Linked DNA regions of Mus musculus: all the other regions are linked to region 1. Evidence: chromatin loops called from intact Hi-C (ENCODE). Cell type or tissue: heart. All regions are shown on one strand.

Region 1 (8,000 bases):
TGGGCGTGGCTAAACCTTGATTGACAGTGGTGGGACTGGGCGTGGCTGAACCTTGATTGACAGTGTTAGGAATGGGTGTGGTTGAACCTTGATTGACAGTGGTAGAGCTCCCACCACCTCGTCAGCTCTTCAAGAGATGAGGGAGATTTTCAGAACCAAGAAGAACAGCCTGGTATGCAGAACAGATTCTGTAACGGGCACTATGACCTTTGGCCAAGGAACAGAAGGCATCCTCACAGGAAAATACTCTAGGGAACAGATAGTGGAGACTTCGCTGCCCTTCCTCCCTCAACTCTGTTTTGGGGGCTACTAATTGTCTAGACTCAATTGGAAGCCATAAGGCCAGGGAGCCATAAACCTCAGGCACAAAAGGATGGGGGTGGGGCACTGAGAAACCAACAGAAGATATCTCACACAAGCTCTAACCTCTACCACTCTTCACATCATACCAGAGACAGCAGAGTCCTCAGTTCTGTGACCTCACCTCCATCCAGAAGGTGCTCACGTCAGCGAAGAGAGTGTAGGCACGAGTCTATGGGAATATGGCCATTTAGCACCGAGGTTCCTAAGAGAGACTTTTAGTCACACAGTTTCAGTTAAAGCGGTCTTTTCTGTGGGAGTATCATCACGGCTGCCTGAATCCTGAAGGCAGCATGTGGGGGAAGAGGGCTGAACCCATCTCTTCAGTGTGCAGATTTTCACCCAATTCCCTTCTGTTCAACTTACAACGGTATCTTAAACTCTGCGTGACCCAGATTCTCTGGAGTTTTTCAAGGTGATAGTCAGAAAAACCCATGTTCCCACCTTTAGCCCAGGCTACCTCACTCCGTGCTTGGCCTTCCAAGGAGGACTTGGGGCCGGGGCGGGGGGGGGGGGTTGCGGGGATTGAGGGGAAGACAGAGGAGGGCCAAAGACCTCCTGTCCAGTCCCTCAGACACCAGCCAGAGTTCGCAGCCTCGCATCAGTCGAAACTGCTGAATGAGTCCTCCTTGATGCCCTTCCTGTACAGTGTGCTGTGTTCTCTTAGGCTTTTGCTTGTTTGTTTGTTTGTTTATTTATATTAGGTATTTTCTTCATTTACATTTCCAGTGCTATCTCCAAAGTCCCCCAGACCCCCCCCCCCACCAAATCCCCTACCTACCCACTCCCACTTCTTGGCCCTGGCGTTCCCCCGTACTGAGGCATATAAAGTTTGCATCTCTTTCCAGTGATGGCCGACTAGGCCATCTTTTGATACATATGCAGCTAGAGTCAAGAGCTCCGGGGTACTGGTTAGTTCATAATGTTGTTCCACCTATAGGGTTGCAGATCCCTTTAGTTCCTTGGGTACTTTCTCTAGCTCCTCCATTGGGGGCCCTGTGATCCATCCAATAGCTGACTGTGAGCTTCCACTTCTGTGTTTGCTAGGCCCCGGCATAGTCTCACAAGAGACAGCTATATCAGGGTCCTTTCAGCAAAATCTTGCTGGTGTATGCAATGGTGTCAGCGTTTGGAGACTGATTATGGGATGGATCCCCAGGTATGGCAGTCTCTAGATGGTCCATCCTTTCATCTCAGCTCCAAACTGCATATTTTTAACCTCTGTGCATTTCTAGAAAGAGGGAGAGCGGAGCATGCAGTTGATCTGCCATGCTTCTTCAGTGAGCAAACGGAATTTGGACTTCTCTCAAAGGAAGAATTTCTGTTTTAACGAAATTTTAGAAGTAGAGGGGACGCAGAAGGGTTTCAGACGATCAAGACCATTCCTACAGAAGGGGACGAGTGACCGCCACATTTGTTTTGTAAACTTTCTGTCTTCCTCACATCCTTCCCATCTGCTGCTATAGAATATCAGCGCCGCAAAGCCTGATGGGAGAGGACTCACTAAGCTGCAACAGGCTCCAGACCTGGTGTCCTTTTGCTTTTAGAAAAAAAGATCATCTCCAAGAAAGGTCCGGGCTCCTGGAGCTCTGTCTGTTTGTTTTAATTGTTTCTTTCTTTTTGTTTCTTTTGGGATGGGATGGCCTTAGGCGTCCCTGACCCATGATGCTCATCAGTCCTCCCCGCTCCATCTCAGGGATGCTGAGATACAGGCATGAGCGCGCCATACTCAGTTTAAAACTTAAGACAGCGTTTCTCAACCTATGGGTAATGACCCCTTGGAGACTTGAATAACTTTCACAGAGGCCACATAGCAGATATCCTACATACAAAATATTTATATTGCAATTCATAAGAGTAGCAAAATTATTATGAAGTAGCAATGAAAATAACTTAGGAATCGCTGAAGGTCCTTCATAGTGGCTTGCACAGCTACCTGCTCCTTAAGTACAAGATACATTGTTCTCTAAACATGGCCTAGACTCTGTAAGTACGAACCTGGTGAAGTAAAAGTTCAACAATCCATCCATAATCATTAGTGATTAATTGATTTGTCAATTAGTTATTGATTCATTGTTTTAAAGTCTTTTTAAACAAAAATACAGGAGAATACTCCAGGCAGAAAAGATTTCAAGGGCAGAGGTGAAACTGAAGGCAACTGGATGCTTCTCGGGAAGGAAGGGAGGGAGGGAGGGAGGGAGGGAGGGAGGGAGGGAGGGAGGGAGGAAGGAAGGAGGCAGGCAGAGAAATAAGTATGGCGAGCTGGGGCAGAGGAAGAAACTAGGACTAGGGCTGATACTGGATAAGGAGAGCAGAGCAAGTGGCCAGGAGGGATGGAGATACAGCTTCAGAAAAGATGTGGCCACTGGTGAGGACGTCACAGGGATGATTTGGGAGTGGCATGGAGACGGAGTACCATCAGGAAAGAAAATAGCAGAAGCAAGAGGGTAGAGTAAGAAGAGGGTGAGGCAGAGCTGCAGATGCAGGGTCTGGACAGGGAAGCTGCTCCCACGGCAACCATGTCGGCCAACTACAGGGCTCCCTTCCGCAGCACTCCCTATACCTCTGTCCCTGAGGTGCAGCTCTGATGCCCACTGTCCAGGTTACAAGGAGCTGTCAGCCTGAGTGGCAGCATACATAGCTTTGAGAGGAAACACAAGGCCAGCAGCTTAGATGGTAGGTAAGGGGTTATATGGTATCTCCCAGAGGCCCTCAAATGGGAAATGCACTTCCTAAACTCAAAAACGGTGGCTCACCCCTACAATGCCAGTCATCAGTAAGCCGAAACAGAAGAATCATGAAATTAAGGCTAGCCTGGGCTAAGTAGGTAAGACCTTGTTTCAAACACAGCCAACACAAAAAAGCAAACAAAAATCTAACCAACCATCAGCAACAACACGGTGGTGTGAATGTTTTCAGTGTTGAAAGAGTTGAACTTTATGCCTGTAATTTGGTATAAGGCTGAATCATGTGTGGAAACATAGAGGTGGGAGCCAAGCCCAGGGACTCCTAGAATTCATGAGAGCCACTTGAAAGTTGTAGGCCCTGGAAATCAGATGCCCGTTTGTACAAACTACAGACAGAAAGCTTCTAAAAAACTACCATAAACTGGTAGACACAGGCCTGCAATCCCAAGATTTGGAGCCTGAGTCAGGTGGGTTGCAAATTCAAAGTGAGACGTTGTTGCAAAATGCAAAACAAAACCATGCTCAACCAGGATAGTGTGACACAAACTTTTAATCCCAGCTCTTGAAAGGCAAAAGCAGGTAGCTCTCTGTGATCAGGCTTGTTCCTCTGTGGCCTGCTGAGCCCATTTTTCTGTGGCAACAAGTGTCACCAGCCACCACCCCTTCATTTCAGCTGCTTGCTAATACTAATACATTTGGTGGCTTTTCCCTCAGAAAGATCGTGCGGCCATTCCTGGAGCTGGGTTGAGAGCCATGAAGGTCAAGTCCGCATCTGACCTTGTGCATGGACCACTCAGAATCTATGTTGTCATTGCCAGAGTCTTCCTCAGCTCTAAAACTCCAGTTTACAGGAAATCAGCAAAAGGTCACTCGCTAAGCCTTGCAAAGGACATTAAATAACATTCAGGGCAAGGCCGTGTCACCAGTTCCCTCTGCTGGTCATATCTAGTATTACGGTAAACCCAAAGGGAAATTACAGAGACAAAACCACACTTGGAGGCTAAATTTGGATTGAGGATTGCTAGGGGTGGCTGCTGACATGCCGACATTGAATATTTGACCCTCAGAAGACCCCCGTGTGTAGATGGTGTTACTCTCACCAGCAAAACTGAGGCTGCTGAGGGACCAGAGACCAATGACACGTCCACAGTCACAGGTCTGAGGTCACTGAGTGAGCCTGAAGTCGGCCATGGAGAAAGCATACTTTCCAAAGGTGAAACACAGATTATCCGGCCAGTGTTTTCCAACTACAGCTCACTATCAAGAGGCTGGGGAGCTGACTCACTTGATAAAAGGACCTGAGTTCAGCCACATGAAAGCCACTGTGGTCTGTAATCCTAGCCCTGGGGAGGCAGAAAGTGAAGGATTCCAGAAGCCTGCTGGCCAGTCAGCCTAAGCAAACCCATGAGCTGTGGAATCAGTGATAGACCCTATCGCAAAATGGAAAGTGAAAAGTGATTGTGACTGCGTGACTCCTGACACTGTGTCATCCTCTGGCTTCTATGTGCACATGTGCAAACACATACACATGTACACACACACACAGACATGCACACATATGTGCAAACACATACACATGCACACACACAGACATGCACACATATGTGCAAACATATACACATGCACACACACACAGACATGCACACATGTGCAAATATATAAATATACATATATGCACACACAGAAATACCCATACATGTGTAAGCACACGCAGGTATACACATGTACACACACAAGCATATGCACGCATACACACACTAGTCCACACATACACATGCCACACACACACATACACATGTACACACATGCACATACACACATGATGTCAAGATTATGTACCAGGGAGGGGTTCTGTGATGCAAGAAGTTGGAGAGATGCTTGAGTAAACAAAAATTTACTTATGATTGCTATTCACTATGCTACTGTGAACTAAGAAAGAGTATTCAAAGAAGCAGGAGGCCATTGGTCTAAGGCTGAGACTCCTCAACCTCAATATATAAACATCCTAAATGTATTTACTAATATATAATAGTATGCTGTATATTAAATGTATATGTAATATGTTATGTACGTATGTTATATATAGTATATGTTATACGTTATAATATATATATATATATATTTATTATAACACACATATATAGTACATATATTAGTAGGTCAGCCAGTCATAAGCTGTAAGCTACAGCCAATCACAGGAATCCCATAGATGAGACCATGATAAATAAGGCAAGTGTAGAGCTAGAACCAGTCAGGTCATTTCTTTCCTTTGAGGCTGTGGCCAGCCTAGAGCTGGCTGCTCACACTGCCCAGTGGGCACTGAAGCTCTTCAGACTCTGAATCAAATAACATACTTATTTTCCTAAAATTTTTAATAGATCTCTATTCCCGAAACTTATTAGAGGTGAGCATCTCTCCAGGCCCTATTGGTTAGCATGCTAATATTTTGAGTCAGATTATTTGTCCTGGGAGCATTTAATAGCATCTCTGTCCTCCACTCACCAGACACCAGCAGCAGCCTCCATTGTTGAAACCCCTGATTTCCATCATAGAGCTCTGCTCTTCCTGAGCCAACTGACCAATGAAAGTCACAGGGGACTCACATCTTCACAGACCGACTGTGCCTCAGGAAATGGCAGCCCACTGAAGTGAAAGACTCGATCCTGAGTGATGTGAGCCGTGCTTCCAAATCAACTCTGGCCTTTGGCCTTTGACCCTGCCTCAGCTTCCTTTGCCATACTGTAGCTGGAGGCTGGAATGGATCTAGAAACAACCAGGTCCACAAAGCTTTGCTTTAGTCAATGATGGTCTTCACGAAGAGTCATCTGTACTCTTTGATTTCTGTCTGTCTCCCTCACACTTAGAACCACTCTAAAGGAAAGACGCTGGCACACACGTGGAGTTCAGAGGACAACCTGTGGGAGCCTGTTCTCTCCTTCCAGCATGTGGGCTAGAGGTCTGAATTGACTTAACTCAGGTTTCATTTGTCTTCTCAGCATTGTGCTAAAAAATATTAATACTACTGTTAGAGGGACTCCAGCTTCACTTGTGGGAAATGGTGTTTTCTTTGGTATAACCAGTTACCAATTTAGACATGGTGGTGAAGTGCTTGCTGCACTAGCATGAAGACTCAACTTCAGACCCCGGCACACACATGAGGAGTGCACAGAGGTGTGCACCTGTAATCCCACACAGAAGAGAACCGCTTGGTCTGACTGGCCGGCCAGTCTAGTTAATTCATAAGCTCCGGGTTCTGTGGCAGTGCCTCTCTTACAAAGCAAGATAGAAAGCATTTGGGAAGACACCTGATGTCAACCTCGGTCCTCTACATGCAAACACATATGTGTACATACACATCTACTACATACAGAGGCACGCATCACATGAACATATTACACACAGTCATAAACTACACACACAAACACACACAAAATAATTTGTGTTCAGTGAGAGGAGATGTGCCATAAAGAGTGTAGTTCCATTGTGTGCACAATGTATCCTAGTGTGACCAGTGTCAGAATGTGGCCCCATTGTGTGCACAATGTATCCTAGTATGACTGGTGTCAGAGTATAGTCCCATTGTGTGTGCAATAGATTCTAGCGTGACTGGTGTGAGAGGTGTGGAGCAGGGAATAGGACAGAAGAAGCCAGGGATGTCAGAGTGCTAAGCACCCGCCCCCGGTGCCCTAATTCATCTGGCTAAATCTCACCTTATCCACATCTATAGCAGCACCACCAACTAAGTGTTCAAACACTGTGCCTACAGGAATATTTCACTTTCAAACCACAACAGAAGTGATTTCCTTAGAGCCTTCAGAGGTAAGGGGGTGTGCTCTAATGTCACTGTTCTGGGGACCATAATGAGCAAGGAGAACTGGTAACTGGTGGCTACTATCAAGCCCTTCCCCAAAGGGGTCTTTAAGTGCCCAGGAAATAGTACTTGCTCAATAAACTTTGTTAGTTTCTTCTCTTTTTTTTCCATTTTTTATTAGGTATTTAGCTCATTTATATTTCCAATGCTATACCAAAAGTCCCCCATATCCACCCATTAGTTTCTTCTTAATGTTAAAATGTTCTTCGGGTGAATGGGGCCGGGGCCAGAAAATGATAATAAATGACAATGAATAGAGACAGAATGGCGGAAGGGATACTTTCTCTTTCAAAAACAAACAAACAAGCAAACAATGTGGCGGCTGAAAATTTCTCTGCCTTGGTCCAGGAATGTGGCGGCGGGGAAGTTACATGGTGAAAGACTTATCTGTAAGGTTAGTGATTCAATGTATCCCTTTTAGCCTCGCCCTGGGCCCCAGCTTCCTGTTCCGGCTCAGGAGATCATTGTAGACACATCTGCAGGCATATAGGATGTTAGTCCCCGCCCTTAGGTCTAAACCTGTCCTGTTTGACACCAATCGATCCGACACTGTCCAGGGACTGCTGCTGATGAACAAGCCCTATTCAGCTCACTGCCAGAGGGGGACAAGGCAGAGAAACCCTTTCTCACTGGCAACATCCCTTGTGAAGGCTGCTTCCTTAAAACCAACATTTGAGGACCTGTCTTAAGAAGTAATGTCTTAACTGGTTTGAAAGGGGAAATCCTGGTTCCCCTTTCTCATGCCTCTAACAGAACCACATGGTTCTTTTCTGAATGATGCTCTGACAAGCAGACTCAAACAGAAATTGGAACTCCCAGCATGCGGAGGAAACAATGGTCTCACATCCTTGAGTGTGTGAGCCGCAATCCTAGCCATCGGGGATCAATCACATAACTGAAGTGTGTGAGGTAGCACTGACTCCTTCTCAGGCCTCTCTGCCTGCCTCTAGCCTCCTCTCATTCCAAGGTCTTGTGATCCTACCCCAGCCCACTAGTTTCCTGCTGCTAACGTCTGCACATCTGTCCATGTTAGGTAGTGACCAGGCTTTTCCTGAGAGCCAGGAAGCTGAGCTCTTTGCTAT
Region 2 (8,000 bases), 220 kb before region 1:
CTAAATCCAGATGTTTTGAGGTAGGAAGATCTACCTTAAATCTAGACCACACCTTCTTGTGGCAGCTTATATAAAGGACAAAAAGGAAGTGTTTGTTCTTTGCCTGCCATATACTGAAGATCAGCTGAGACCTGCAGCCTTGTGCACTGAACGACCACTTAATTCTTGGACTTTCCATTGGACAGCCACTGTTGGACAAGCTGGACTTCAGCCTAAATACTACCCATCATTCCTCTATAGCAGTAGTTCTTGACTCAGAGATGAGTTGCATATCAGAGAGCCAGCATATCAGATATTTACACTATGATTCATAATGGTAGCAAAATTATAGTTATGAAGTATGAACAAAATAATGTTATGATTGGGTGGCCACTTTATTACAGGGTCACAGCATAGGAAGGCTGAGAAGCACTGCTCTAGTGAATCCTGATTAAACACTATTTATTCCTATAGTTGAAGTACTGATCTTCTGCCATCTCCTTTCTTGGTCTTCTAAGGGACCCCAGTTTGCCTTGCTCTACTATGTCTTTACCGCTGTCATTCCATTTAGACATCACTGCTCTCCTCCCTGACCTGCTGCAGTGCATGGCTTCACAGCTTCTCTCTGATCCTGGATGTCTAGAGCCCACTGGAATGTTACACCAATGAAGGAAGAGCTACAGATCCCAACACATAAGCCACACCAGGCTGGGCTTGTACTTTTACCAGTGACAAGCTACTTCCCATACAAACACTGCTTTTACAGATGGCATGAAGAATGACTCAAGAGTCACCTGCAGGGGCTGCAGAGGTGGCTCAGCAGTGAAAAGCCCTTGTTGCTCTTGTAGAGGACCACTGTTCAACTCCCAGCACCCACATGGTAACTCACAACCATCCATAGCTCCAGTTCCAGGGGATCCAAGACCCTCTTCTGGCCTCCTCAGGCACCAGGCACACATGTGGTGCACATACATACATCCGGACAAAACACTCATATACATAAAACAAAAATAAAATAAGCAATTCTAAAAACAAAAGAGCTCACACCTATAGGGTCATTTCCCAACTACTACTCAGCCTTCCAAACTAAGGGGGAAAGAAATACAATGAAATAAAAGATATATCCTTTTGCCTTAGAATCCTACAGGATTCTGTCCTACAATTACACTGTATTTTGGTAACAGGTCTAGATTAGAGAGAGGACTATAACATGAGGCACAAAAAGTAAAATTAAGAATGAAAGATATCCACCTAGAATGAATCTTCCTGCTTCGGCTTCTTAGATTCTGGATCAATGGTTCTGGAATGAACACCTCTGATCATTTGCTAAGGGTTGGATGAATGCCTCTCCCCCTGCAGAGACTGTCAGTAAAGCCTTGGTCCTCAGCGTGGTGGTAGCAGGAGGTGCTATGGACCTTTTAAGAGGTAAGGCATAACAGGAAATCCTTGCATCATGAGGCAAAGGGATACTTTCAAAGGAGGTTGAAAAACTAATCTGTTCATCTCTACCTCTAAGTCCACTTTGTAGTTGTGCTACACACCAAAGAACCCAAAGCAATGGATCCAACCTTGGACATAAATCTCTATAGCCATAAGTCAAAATAAGCTTTCTTTTCTTCCTATGTATCCTGTATAAAGAATTTCATTACAGTAATACAACTGATTAATATATCGTCAACCTAAGAACTTCTACTAGCAATCCACAATATGATATTATCCTCAACACTAGTAATCACACAGTTACAACTTTGCACGAATAAATGCTTTCTGTTTGCACAGAAGATAGTATAGTTTAAAATCTCATTTGTCAGAAAATAAATATATAATCTGCAATACACCAAAAAAATTCTGTTTCATATATTAAGCCATTTAACTCAAAACCATGTAATCACTGATGTTTTGAAAGCTCAAAAATTCCCATCCTAAATGCTGGGTTCACAAAGAAAGATGAATACTACAAAAGAGTAGAATTTAAATTTGATTAAAAGTCAAAAACCATTAATGAGACAGATATGAGTATTTCAAAGTGGAAGAGAACTATCAGACATAAAGAACCAGAATTGTAGATGCCAATGTCTTTCCAATCAGAGACTGTAAACCAACCACTTATTATTAAACTGACTCTTGCCTGAAGATGTTCCTCCATTTGGTATTCAAATTATTCTTTGGTTAAGGCTATCACCACCTATTTCTTCCATCTTTCTCAAATACAAGAGTTATCAAAACCAAATGACTATGCAGTTGTTTTCCTTTATCTAGTCTCCTCTGGAGTGTAATAAATATTTGGAACTTTCATCATCTCCTTTCAATTAAAAAAAAAAAGGAAGAAAATTCAAATTCAGGGACAATAATACTGAGCCTATTAAGAGAAAATACATCTCAAATATGAGAACTGCTCCCCTTCTTCAGGGAACAATATACTCTGAGTTCCATACCATCAACCTGGCTGAGAAAGGAGCATGGCAGAGGTGGCTCTTCTTGAATAAGTAATTACTTTCAAGGCCTCTTAAATTTTGTTAATAAAAAATATGCTAATTGTGAATTCCCTTATCCTAAATGTTTAAAACCAGGTATATTTTGGATTCAAATCCTGTTAAGCTAAATATATGTGTGTGTGTGTGTATATGTATAAGTAATATATACATATAATACATATATGTATCTTTAAAAAAGACCAAGATTTAAATTCAAAATTTATGCTTAATACAATATAAATTAACACTAATGACTTAATATAATGTATTGATATAAAAGTCATACTGTGCTTTAGTATTCTAAATTTATATTACAGACATTAAACTGAGGTAAGTGTCTCCAGTCTAGACATTAATCAGGCCCAATCCAGATAAGCTTCTGAGATCAGGTGTTCAGGGTGATACGGCCTGCTGAGAACAGAGAATATACTCAGAATAAAGGTTAGTGTTCACTCCAAGTCACCAGTAAACAGAAAGCAAATAAAGAAGCTGTATCCCTGGATTGAACATATCCAGGAAAACAAAAACAAAAACAAAGCAACACAAAACAACAACAAAAAACCCAAAAACCAAAACTACACTGTGTACAAACCTTATTTACATTATTTAAAATTAGCATAAAGTACTTTTATAGGATTTACATTGCACTATGTATTAGAAGTATAGAGATGATTGAAGGCATATAAAACATCGTTTTCCAGAAGGGATTTGAGTTTCTGCACATTTAGGTATCTGAGTCACCCCCTATGTGTTGGTATCAACTACATCCTACCAGATGCTCACACTGAAACTCAAGTTTCAGGGCACAACCGTTTGCACAGAAATTGTGACATTCCTACATCAGCTTGCTAAGTCTCCAGATGAAACTGTCATCTGATATAATCTAACTAAGAAGTTGGAGGTTATTTAAAAATTTATACGTCTGTGTTGCGAAATATTGTTGTTTGGATTCTAAAGCTAGTAATGTTAAGTACTACATAGCAAAACTAAGCATATAGGCAGAGCCGCATAGTGATCTGGACTAACTAAATAAACATATCACAGACTTTTAAACCCTTAAATGCCAAACTTAAAGGTCCAACCTTTTCAAATTATTTTTTTTTGAAATTCACAAACCAGGAGAGACTGTGCACGCCCATAACTGAAAGAGTTCAAATTATCTGAAGACTCCTAATAAAACGAATTAACTTAAGATACTGCCTCTCACAAGCAAGATCCTACCAATATCATCCAAGTATTTTCTTCAACTCTGAATACTTTTCCAGCCACATAAATGTCAACCTGCTTAGCAAGTGATACTGCCAGATATATCTTCTCCTTTCGTTCCAGCTTCCCGTTGCCTGGGAGTATAAAGATAAAACAGTACTCCTACACTCCCAATAGTATTTACTGCAGCCGGGAAATAAGCAAGACCAGGAACAATCAAAAGGACTCTCCTTTCTTCAATAGATCTGGAATACGTGAAGAAGGCAACTCTAAATCCAAGAAACACAACTGCTGCATCCTTTCACCACACACAAATGCGACCACCACACCACGGTATCCGAGTCCGCCTGCTTCCTGACACAGACTGCAGAATCACAACTGGAGCAACAGCCAGATCTAACACCAAGAGCCTCTGCAGAGTCAAGGGTGGGATGCTCAAACAGCGTTCAGAAACACAAGCAGCACAGAACAAGGCGAGCGAGGATGGAGGCCACAGCGCAGGACGCCCACACGAGCCGGGTCCAACGCCTCTTCCCATCCGCTCCCCGAACGCTTACCTCCTCTCCAAGCACCCTTGTAAGCGCAGTCTTCAGGACGTCCCTGACGCCTCAGCTCCGGCTGTCCCCGCGCCCGGCCCCGGGAGGACGACCAAGAGGACGTGCACGCGCGGCTCCCAGGGGCCGGCCCTCCTCAAGCGGGGCGGACGCCGGGAACAGGGAGCAGCGGAGCCGCCCGGATCTTCTCCCAGCTCTGGAGAGCTCCGGACACGAGACGAGAGACGCACAGAAGCCACTGCAGAGCAACGCTAAGACCACAACTCTGCCTGGCCGCTACACTGGCAGCATCTAAAAGCCGACGGAAGTCGCGAGTTTGCCCGACTCCTCCGCAGGCAAGGCAGCTTCCGGCCCCCAGATTAGTCGTCATCGAGTAAGCCCCGCCCCTCTCAGACCACGCCCCCTCGCGTCCGACGCGAGGGCAGTGCGGAGTGTGTTCCTGACGCCTGTTTACTAAGGTCTGGGGACACGGAGTCAGCGTGGGAGGACGGAGATTCTCAGTTGACTGAGATTCTGGTTTTCACCGTTTTCCATCGCATAAAGTGCTACTTTGTTTCGGCAGTAACCACCAGCCTGGTGCGTTTCGAAGCTGCAGATTTTGACAACCGCCCGTCCCCCGCCTGGGCCTGAAGCTGGAGCAGAAATGCACGGATTGCGTTTTCAAGAACAAGAGCAGAGACTGATTAAAATTTTAGGGTGCAAACCCTTGAGGTGCTACAGAGTGCCTTTGCTTTTCCTGCTTGGATCCAATGATCTCCGTAGATTTAGGGTAAAAGTTGCTTAGGAGGAGCTGGAGAGATGGCTCCAGCCGTTAAAAGCGGTTGCAGCTCTTTCAGAGACCAGGTTTGACTCCCATCCCCCACGTGACTGCTGACCACCTTCTGTAACCTTCAGTAACAGCGGTTCCCCATTTTCTTCTGGCCTCTGATGGGGGTCCAGCATAAACCTGGTGCTTAAACTCACACCCTCACGCCCCACCACACACACAGTACATCTTAAAACTGCTTAAGATAGCTGTTCATCATAAATCAAGGGACGGTGGGGTGGGACCAGTAGCTAACCTCTTAGAATAAAAATAATAAAAATAAAAATGTTAAAATACACAGGGGGCCATTTTCACTCTTAAGCTCAAAGTAGTGTGCTTTTTATTCTTCAACAAAACCAAGGAAACTGATTCAACTTAGAAGCTAATGCAACAGTTAAGTGTTGCTGAAATCAATAAAATAAAAATAATGAGAGCGGAGGTTAGGGCATTAAGTGTTCCTGATGACATGCCAAACTATTTTAGAGATGGCGGCCAAAGCTTCTGCACAAGTGGGTTTGATGTATCTCTCAGGCAGCAAGAATCCGTATCTGCCTGTATCTCGGAGCTCAATTGTAAACGAATATTTGATGCCCAAATCATAGATCCAATCGTCAGAACCTCCAGGAGCTAGATCTAAAAGAGACACAAAATATATTTATTTCATAGCAACAAACACTTTATTTCATTGTAGAAACGAAAATAGCTTCCTTCTGGATGTTACCTAAATTTCTTATCTGAAAGTTGTAGTCATCTAAAAGAAACCATGTTAAGAAAGAAAACACATGTTGCCCAGAACTCAACAATAATCTGATTAAGGAGTGATAACTGCCAATAACATTTTAGTACATTTTACAGTGCATGTACTTTCTGTCTTAATTTGTAACATTTCTGGAAGTAATTATTGTAACATTACCAAATGTATCATTATTGTGTTTGAATAGACATTATTTTGAGTCATTTTAAGGGATTGCATTGTAAACTATAGTTGATTCAAATAATTTTGTTGATAAATAACTTAGTTTCTTTAGAATGAGCACCATTGTCCATAAATCAATGTTTCCTACTTCAGTAGCTTTTCTAGAGTTAAAGTTCCTTGACTAAAGTGGTGTACCTTTTACAGTTACCACACTTGTCACCAAGTACTAATCAAAAGAATGGAACCTCTCTCCTCCCAGGAGAGTGTCAGCATACCCAACTGGCAGCTTCTGCACCATGGGCAAGAATCTTGCATCCTGTCAGTTTTCTGGGAAGAAGAAGAAGGAGGAGGAGGAGGAGGAGGAGGAGGAGGAGGAGGAGGAGGAGGAGGAGGAGGAGGAGGAAGAAGAAGAAGAAGAAGAAGAAGAAGAAGAAGAAGAAGAAGAAGAAGACGACGACGATGACGAGGAGGAGGAGGGAGAGGAGGAGGAGGAGGAGGAGGAGGAGGAAGAAGAAGAAGAAGAAGAAGAAGAAGAAGAAGAAGAAGAAGAAGAAGAAGAAGAAGAAGAAAGAAAGAAAGAAAAGAAGAAGCAATTGTCTTTGATTTAGATTTCTTTATCAATGGATTGCATACATTTTTATATTCATTTTTATATTTTTTCTATCAATTTTCTTGATTGCTTTTTTTTTGCTGCGGGTGGGGGGCATTCGAGACAGGGTTTCTCTGTGTAGCCCTGGCTGTCCTGGAACTCACTTTGTAGACCAGGCTGGCCTCAAACTCAGAAATCCGCCTGCCTCTGCCTCCCAAGTGCTGGGATTAAAGGCATGTGCCACCAACCACCCTGCCTAGCCTCTTGATCACTTTTCTACATGGTTAATTTCATATGCTGTTTGTAAGAACTGCATTACTGTCATGAAATCTATGTAAAGTGTGAGGTTTTTCTCACTCAAATTCTTAGCTTATGGCGGGGTTATTTGTGCTTTAATATTTGATCAGTTTGGCATTTATTTTAGTGAAAATGTATTAGTAACTCAATTCAATTTTTATTCTTAGTGGCCTGTGAGATTTTCCAGGGCTGATAATTAAATATGGTTTGAAATGCCTCCTCTATAACATACTAGGTCTCCTTATATATTTGAATATCTTCCTGTGCCTGTTATTCCCGTCCAGTGACCTGCCTCTTCTAGGCTTAGTTCCACACCATCCTAATTATCCTATGTTTATAATATGCTTGAGAGCTCAGTGGGGTCAAATGTCTCTTATTAGCCTTACTTTTAGCATTTTACAAATTCCTCTACCATATGCATGCTTCCAAATAAACTTCAAAATCATGTCAGGATTAATAAAAGTACATCAAATATACAAATCAATTTATGGAATGGTCACTATTGTTTCCCCATCACAAAGCATGTAGGCTTCCTTCAAAATTAGTTAAGTGTCACAGGACTGCATCAACTACACAAAACAATTTAGGAAAAAATTTAATAGTGTTTTCCTAGTACCCAAAACATGTAGACATCTCCTGTTATTTGACTTTAAGTATGTCTTAGGATTTTTTTTTGTAGTTGCCACATATATGTTGTGTGTCTATGTATACACATACATGCATTTAACAACTCAAGTATAGCCTGGGCTGGCCTCATACTCTCCATATAACCCAGAATGTCCCTGAACTCTTAATTCTCCTGCTTCTTGAGTGCTGGGATTATAGATGGTTTATACAGAATTTCTAATATTTTTTAAATATCTATCAATAGTGGATGTATTCAGTCATCCATAGATATTTCTAATAATTATGATCAACAAACACCTAACATTTATAGTTCCAGCTCTTATCCTATGAGTACACACACACACACCCTAGGTGAATTAGTGTGTGGAAATTGCCTATGTTAACAAGGCAGCCATGGGCCAACAACACCAAAGGTATGTGGCCCAATCTGATAGACAGCTCCAGGAAGGACTAAAGATAAAGGAAGAAGGATTGGACTTGCTGCTAATAAAGAATTTGATAATTTACAGGGGTATTGAAACAAAGCAACTGTTGTTATAGCCATGGGTCAATC
Region 3 (8,000 bases), 140 kb before region 1:
CCACTCCTACAGGGGAAGATGGGTCTCCATCCAGGTGGGTGTGCTTGCTTCTTTGCTTTTAGCCCTTTGGTTTGCATAGCAAATATCGACTCTACAACCCCAGACAGCTGGGTCCTTCCTCCTCACTGTATCCTTTGCCAGTCTTCTCTCAACTCACACATTCTTCCTCTGCCCCCGCCCATCAGCACAGCTTACCTGAGTAAGAGTGCTGGGTACCAACGCTGGACTGCTCAGAGGTGCCGCCAATCGCACAGATCCCTTCCTTCTTGTTGATAGCTTTTCGGAAGGTTTTGGCAACCTCGGTGCTTTTTAAGCCATGGAAGACCTGTTAAAAACATGTTTGGTTCATTTGGTTTTGATTTTGATTTTTTTGTTTGTTTGTTTGTTTGTTTGACCAACTCTTTGTTACACAGTTTATGCTGGCCTGGTGCTTACTATGTATCCCAGGCTGGCCTTGAACTCAAAAAAAATCCTCTTGCCGGGCAGTGGTGGCGCATGCCTTTAATCCTAGCACTTGGGAGGCAGAGACAGGTGGATTTCTGAGTTCGAGGCCAGCCTGGTCTACAAAGTGAGTTCCAGGACAGCCAGGGCTATACAGAGAAACCCTGTCTCGAAAAACCAACCAACCAAACAAACAAACAAACAAAACCCCAAATCCTCTTGCCTTAGGTTCCCAAGGGCAGGGATTAAGGAGGTGGGCACTGTGGTGGTTTGAATATGTGTGGCCCCATAGATTTATGTGTTTGAATGCTTGTCCCATAGGGAGTGGCACTATTAGGATGTGTGGCCTTGGAGTAGGTGTGGTCTTGTTGGAGAAAGTGGTCACTGTAGGGGTTGGCTTTGAGGTCTCCTGTGCTCAAGCTATGCCTAGTGTGACACACAGTCTCCTTTTCCTGCCTTTAGGACAGGATGCAGAACTCTCAGCTCCTTCTACAGCACCATGCCTGCCTGGATGCTGCCATGCTTCCCACAAAGATTATAATGGTCTGAACCTCTGAAACTGTAAGCCAGCCTCAATTAAATGCTTTCCTTTGTAAGGGTGGCTGTGGTCAGCGTGTCTTTTTACAGCAATAACACCCTAACCTAGACACACACCCAGGTAGATTAAGACATTTTTAGAAACTCAAGCTGTAGTCAAGGAAACCACAAAGGTAAGAACTGTACCAACGAGCCAGGAAGGGACGGATCGCCTCTCTGGATGTTTGTTGACACTGAGTTCAAGTTTCAAGTGCATGGCCTTGAATTCAGTATCATTGCTCACCTTGATAAACTCATCAAAGCTGATCTTTCCATCTTGGTCCAGATCACCTGTGGCCATCAGGTTTTCTGTGATTTCTCTCACTCGGTACCCAGGCAGAGGCAGGCAGGCGGCCTTGAACAAGTCATTTAGCTCATTGCAGCTGATGTATCCGTTGCCATCGGTATCTGTGACACAAAGGATAGAGTGAAGCTCTAAGGTAACTCGGGTGCAGTCTTTAGAAAGGCAAAGGGATACTAGAGGATGGGTGGAGCTGGAGAAAGATGACCAGGCATGGGTCTGACCCAGATAGAGGCAGAAACCTGCCAGGAGGCCTATTGCTCTTGGATCTAGACAGTCACATCACTTCCAACACCCACAGTAAAAGACTAATTCTAATTAAGATCTTGAAATTAAGGGGATACTAACAGGATATTTAGGAACGTGTGCAGGCATGTATGTGTGCATCTTCCTGCATGTGTGTGTGTCCACACATGTGTTTGTGTGTGTGTGTCTGTGTTGTGTATGTACCCATAAGGGCATATGTACATGTAGAGGTCACAGGACAACTTTGGGTGTTGTTCCTCAGGAGCCATTTGTTTTCCAACACAGGGCTCTCCCACTGAAGCTGAAGTTCCCCAACTGGCTAGACCAACTGGCCAGTGAGCCCCAGGGACTCACCTGTCTCTGCTGCCCCGTGTGGGACACCAGGCCCAGCATTTACGTGGGTGCTGGGGATCAAACTCAGGTCCTCACGCTTGAGTGGCAACATTTTACTGACTGAGCCCTACCTGCTTCTGCAATCCTTAGGAATTCTTAGAGAAACTTAAAAAGTAAACCACAAGGGGCTTACCAATAAGGAGTGGAAGAATATCAATATAAAGGAAATCAAAGGAAAGCAGGCAGAATGTAAATAAGGGCGTGTAGGGAACGCCTATGGGAAAAGGCTGCGGGCTCACTGTTTTAACTAGGAAGGACCTGTTTTCTCCAGCGCACCTTACTGAAACCAACTCTCCCCGGCTCTAATTCCTCCGAAAGCTGCGACCCTTTGATACAGTTTATCATGTTGTAGACCCCCAGCCATAAAATTATTTTCATTGCGACCTCACAACTGTAATTTTGACACTGTTATGAATTGTAATGGAAACACCTACGATTTCTAGATGTCTTAGGTGACCCCTATGAAGTTTGACCCCCCAAAGGGGTCGCGACCCACAGGTTGAGAACAGTGGTAAACAGTGACGGGGCGTGACGATGGGGGCGGGGGAGGGGGCGTGGGGTGGGGAAGAATCAGGTCCACTCACCAACTTTGGCAAAAGCCTCTCTGAGCTCCATCATTTCTTCGTCAGACACGGATCCTCTGGCCATTTTCACTGCTTTAGGTGACAGACCTGGGAGAAGAACGTCAGAGTGAGCACTGTGCATCTAAATTCCAGTAAGCTCAGAACAAAGCCTGTCTATTAGAGGAAGCCATGTTCGCCCCCACCCTCCATGACTTTCAAAGCCTCCCAGCCTCCCACGTGGGGTCATCAAAGACAGCTGCCTGCAATCTCTCCCCTCCCCGCACCACGAGGCAGCTCCTCACGTGGTAAGCTGTGCTTATCTATATTGACTTAAGGCTTAGTAAGTGCTTATCTAAACCGACCTTAGGATTTCTGTGACAATCAGAAGGTGATGGAGGGACTGGAAATTCCCACCTCCTTTACTTTGAAATATTCATTCTTGGGCCACTCATCCTTTGTCGGCCCCCCTCCCCCTGTTCTCATAGGGAAGTGAGAAGAATTAAGGTGAAGGAGAATTAAGTACCAGCCCCTCCTGAACTCCCAGCTAAGGGATTCACCTGGCAGCTGGCTGAGAAGGCCAGGGTGAAACTTCTGACCCATTTGAACTCTAAGCCAACATTACAAGGAACAGAGAAAGAGGTGGTAATATTGCTATATTTTGGAGTAATTTACCATATAGAAACATACAATTAAAACCTTTAACTTTTACATAAGTAACTTTACAAATGCCATCATGATTATCTTTAAATTAATGCTTGGCCACGCCCGTAGATATCCTTTATAAATTCAGAGAGTTCTGTGCATAAGTTTGACCATACACAGTCAAGGATGAAGGAAGGAGGTGACCTTCTAAAAATTCAAATATGAAAATCTGAAACACATCTTAAATGTTTTCTCAGAAACGTTTGCTGAGCAACCTGCTATCCCTACGCATCACTGCTGCCCCCTTGTGGTAAGAAAGTGAATGAACCAGAAAGGCTCCTTGCTACATTGGGGATGGAGGTTCCATTCGCCAGATTTCTTGATTGTAAATGGAGTAGGGAAACAGCAGATGAGATGTGTCTAACTATAATTTTATTTTGACCATTGTAATAAACTTATATATTTTAAAATATTTCCCATTTATGGCAAGGATACTTTAAACCCATTTTCTTTTTTATGTTTCCACATTATTCTGTGGTGTTGTGTTTGTTCTCAGTAACGACTGACATCCGTGCAAAAAAAGCAAATGTTATAACAATAAACCCCATGGGTCAAACTGCACCACACTTCAAACTGCATCACACATACCCGTGAAACCTCCATCCACTCTTATCTGCCAATGGGAGTGGCACATGTCTGCCAGTGTGAGTGAAACTCTCCAGCCACATGAAATGACAATGGCTCAAACTTTTGTTATCCAATATTTTGTTAATAAAATTCATGCATGAAAATGAAAATAAACAAATGCCCAGGCCACAAGAGTAAGCAAATAAAAGTAGCAAGCCTTAGAGTGTTGCCTGAGAAGCTCAGACTACTCCCCACCCAACAGGATCTTAGCTCCCATCATCGGTGGGAACTAGAGACATGGTTGAAAGTATCTAATATAGGTGCATTTTAACTCATTTAAGAGGCCTTTTTGCTATTGAAACTTTATTTTATTATCATTGGCCTTCTATATCTAACAAGATAGTGGTATGATGGGTTCTCTGGGGGGACCCAGGACATGCTGAAGGACAAGTGTACAAACACACATGATCTCGTTCACAGAGCACAGAAATTCTGAAGAGACATGCACTAGTGATCGGACCACCACCTTCTCTCCATTCCCTCTCCTTCTCCATTCTCCTCTTATAATCAGATTTCCAAAACTCATTTGAATAGAGGCATCTTCAAGCCAAAGAACAATAAACATAGATGCAGCAAGCAGATGCAGTCAGCGAGGAGTTTCAGCAGTCAATGGATGCCTAAAATCTGTCGCACTTTGCTAGTAAGTGGCTGAAAGTTAAACTCCAGCTCTCTAAAAGCTAATGCTAAAAAGAACCATAGGCTCATAGCAAAATCCTTACCAGGCACTAAGAAGAGGGATTTGTGGGGTGCAGTAAGCACCATATTTTACTGTCCCCCGATGACTCTCAGTATAAGCTGACGGTATGCATTAGTACAATTATTTTCATTTTATAGAGAAGGACACAGAAGCTGGGAGAATCTAAGACTCACATCTCAGCAACATTCCAACTCTCATTTCACTCCCCTCTTCCCGGCTGTGCACCCAGGCTCCACTCCACCATGCCTTTCTCTCACTCTCTGCACTTGCTCATAGATCAGCAGTCGCTAATAAGCATCTTGAATACCTTAGCTAGTGGGGCATTGAATGTGAACATCATGAGCCTGTCTGGGAATTGCAGAAGAGGAAGTTTGCACTTCTGCATGTTATGCAATGGAGGCCTCTGTTATAGGAAAGTTGCTGTAACTTTACTAAGTTACTATGGCTGAGTTGGCTCATCTCACCTCAACAAGACCAACACCGCACATGCGCATTCATAGCAGGGTCTCCCTAACACACTGCGGCAATTCCTAGAGGCCACAGCAAGTCTGGTTCTACAGCTGTCAGGCAGGCCTCCTTGTTAGACATCCCACACTTGGTATATAGGTGTCCATAGGTGCTTACGTTCCACACATATTTTATGAATGCCTACTATAGGTCAGGCCCTGCTCTTTCTTCCAAGGGAAGCCTGACCTGGTTAGTAACGGAAAAGCACAGCACAAGGACTGTGGTTGAGACGAGTAAACTGGGTCGTGGAATCTAAACCTGGCCCTGGGTTTGCACACAAGAGTGTCCGATTATTGGACACTGTGAGAGACTGCTGAGAAGTTCAAGTAGAAATAGAAATGAGATTGCACTGTGTCAAAAACAGAGCTAAGAGAACTGGAGAGATGGCTCCGCAGTTAAGAACACATACTATGCTAACAGAGGAGATGTATTTGATTCCTAGCACCCACATCGGGTAGCTCGGCAACACCTGTAAGTCCAACTCCAGGGGCCCCGATGTCCTCTGGCCTCACCTGTACAAACGTGGTGTGCATAAACTCATGCAGGCACCCACATATACATAAATAAAAATATAAATAACTTTTAAAGAACAGAGCCATAGAAGCAATAGAAGAACCATCGAAGTGGGAAAAAAAAAAACCTTCAAAGGTCATGGTATAATGAAGGAGAAATGTTTTAGTATAAATACCAAATGTCTCCAAGCATGGTGGCATACCTCTTTATCCCAGCACTCAGGAGGCAGAGGCATGGGGAAATCTCTGAATTTGAGACCAACCTGAACTAGTGAGTTCCAGGACCACAGAGGGGAACCCTGTCTCAACAAAACAAAGCAAAACAAAACAAGCAAACCAACAAAAACCAAAACAACCACAAAATAAAACCAATATGTTGGTCAGGAACAAATGTCTAATATAATGTAACATACCACCTAACAATATTCTCTTTAGAGGTTTGTGGGTGGGAAGATCAACTTGGAGATGAAAATAGTGGAAATAACTTCATGTTTAAAAATCCTCAAGTCTTCATTGGTTCAATAGCTTTGAGAAAGAAAGAAAGGAAGAGAGAAAGAAAGGAAGGAAGGGAGGGAGGGAGAGAAAGATGGAGGCAGGGAGGGAGAGGAAGGGAGAGGGAGGAAAGAAGGGGGGAGAAAAGAGTACTTAAGCAGTATAAGAAATGGGCTGGTAAGAGGGTTGGAGCTGACAGCTTAAGTTGCTGTGGCCACTGTGGGCTGTGTAGGGCCCAGACTTACACAAATCATTGTGTTTCTTTTACCTTCATGCTGAGCAGGACCTAGAAAAACAGCTCCACTTTTAGAGACTGGAGCATCAGATGAAGTTTATTACAGTTTTCTGATTTATGCACGGGGTAAACTGTCATGCAACCACGTGAAATGCTTTGTGCACAAATGCTCCAAGGCCGTTCCAGTTGGTGTTCCCAATACAGAGAAGAGAAGAGAGAGGGTGAAGTTACCCCTAAAAGTCTCAGTGACTTTGACAGAGAGGAGACTCTTCAGCTAATTAGACCAAGTGCGGTGTGGAAAGGAGAGTGCTTCCCCAGCGTGGGGCAGGACATGATTAATGTTCTAACATGCACACCAGCCATGTCTAAGAAGGACATCGCTGCAGTAGTGTCTAATTTTAGATATCGTACATAGTTTATGTGTTTGCCTGAGGGGACTGTGCCCATTTTCATTCCTGCAGTTAGAAGGAGTGGACTATCTTATCACCACCTATTATCCAGGTCCTCAGGGGAAGGTGTCGCTTTGCAATACTAGCACCATATAGGCAGCAGTAAAGGCTCCTACTTGGGTATCAGGAGCCCAAAAAGAAAGAAGGCACGTGTCTTCCAGGGCACGAGGGAGTACTTTCAATTGAGCTTTACAGACTCTGTTGTGAGTATGGTTCATACTATTTATTCTTTTTGCTTCTAGGGCCTATATATATTAATCATGTGTTCTTCCACTGAGCTATATCCCCAGACCCTGCCCGTGCCTTACCTTTTGGTAAAACATTTAATTGTATTTTATTTAGTGTGGGGGAGTGTATGGCTGTGGGTGTGTTACATCGAACAAGTAGGGGTAAGAGGAAAACTCGAATGAGTCCGTTTCTCTTCTTTCAGCATGTGGGGACCCAGGGATCCAACTCCGGTCGTCAGGCTGAGTCCCAATCACCTTTACCTGCTGAGGCATCTCACCAGCTCACGTGTCCCTTTCTAATGACCACACCAACTAACAATGCTCTGCCAGGAAGCATTTCAACTAGCAGTAAGCTCAGGACCTTCCCTTATGGATCCCTACCCAAACCATTAGATCTAAGAGAACGAATCTCAAATCATTTCTCTGGGTCACTTCTGCTTTCCCGTGGGGACTTTGGCCTTTTCGATCCATCGCCATAGAATCCCAAGACAGTTGGCTAAAGAGATCGCTAGGTTTTTTTTTTTTTTCTGTTTGTTGTTTACTTAATTTTAAAACTAGCTCAATACCTCCCCAGCTGCCGAAGCCACAAAGTCTGCTCCTTCTCGACAGACAACAAGGTTTGTGAGAATGAGTTATTACCGAAGAATTTTGACTCAAATTGCCCAAGGACCAGATGCAGAAACCGCGTGTTAGGTGTTTACCACAGATCACAGTGCTGAGGGATTTGCAGAAGAACACGGCTCCTCTAAGTGAGTGTGGACTTAGGAGTGGGGATTTCTCAGGTTTCAGAACTGATTGTGAAAACAGCAGAAAGAGGGGGGCAGCGGCCTGTCCCGGTGTGGTGACGCAGGCTACTCTGGGTGCATCAGTGTTAAGGTTAGGGACAGTAGTGACCAGTTATCCACCTGCTAGAGTCCCAGGCATCTGCCACCTCGTATCACAGGATCAAGGCACACTTCTGCCTGTGCCCCACTTTCTCTGCAATCTGACTCTGTAGGTGAAGGAAAACTGGAAACTTCTGACTCTTGGTCC

What was found. A loop is a pair of places that touch in the nucleus more often than their neighbours do. Peaks named below come from ENCODE experiments on the same cell type or tissue, not always from the same donor. Only the 100,000 strongest peaks of a DNase experiment are listed, where the experiment ranks them.
Region 2: it touches region 1 in a loop (4-fold over the local background); 2 of 42 quality-filtered maps call a loop at or near these places.
Region 3: a loop joins it to region 1, with 6 times the contacts of the local background. A loop is called at or near these places in 20 of 42 quality-filtered maps.

Annotation. Positions count from the first base shown.
Region 1 is chr14:75,056,709-75,064,708 of GRCm38, reverse strand. No RefSeq gene overlaps it. Among named protein-coding and RNA genes, the nearest start is that of Rubcnl, 45 kb to the right of the region's middle. In heart, a CTCF peak has its summit at 3,992 (motif pointing left); no DNase peak of the experiment used is centred here; H3K27ac peaks cover 941 bases.
Region 2 is chr14:75,280,882-75,288,881 of GRCm38, reverse strand. It overlaps Cpb2 (carboxypeptidase B2 (plasma)), which reads right to left. Exons shown (of 11, transcript NM_019775.3): 11 at 5,327-5,651. The coding sequence ends at 5,467. Zc3h13 (zinc finger CCCH type containing 13) reads right to left here and starts at 4,516. Exons shown (of 19, transcript NM_001359875.1): 1 at 4,217-4,516. Gm35679 (a long non-coding RNA gene) reads left to right here and starts at 6,702. Exons shown (of 3, transcript XR_874823.2): 1 at 6,702-8,000. In heart, no CTCF peak of the experiment used is centred here; a DNase peak (open chromatin) is centred at 4,591; H3K4me3 peaks cover 2,200 bases; H3K27ac peaks cover 1,336 bases.
Region 3 is chr14:75,192,705-75,200,704 of GRCm38, reverse strand. Lcp1 (lymphocyte cytosolic protein 1) reads right to left here. Exons shown (of 17, transcript NM_008879.4): 3 at 2,542-2,628; 4 at 1,262-1,425; 5 at 196-325. The coding sequence starts at 2,605. Among named protein-coding and RNA genes, the nearest start is that of Cpb2, 46 kb to the left of the region's middle. In heart, a CTCF peak has its summit at 3,460 (motif pointing left); a DNase peak (open chromatin) is centred at 5,004.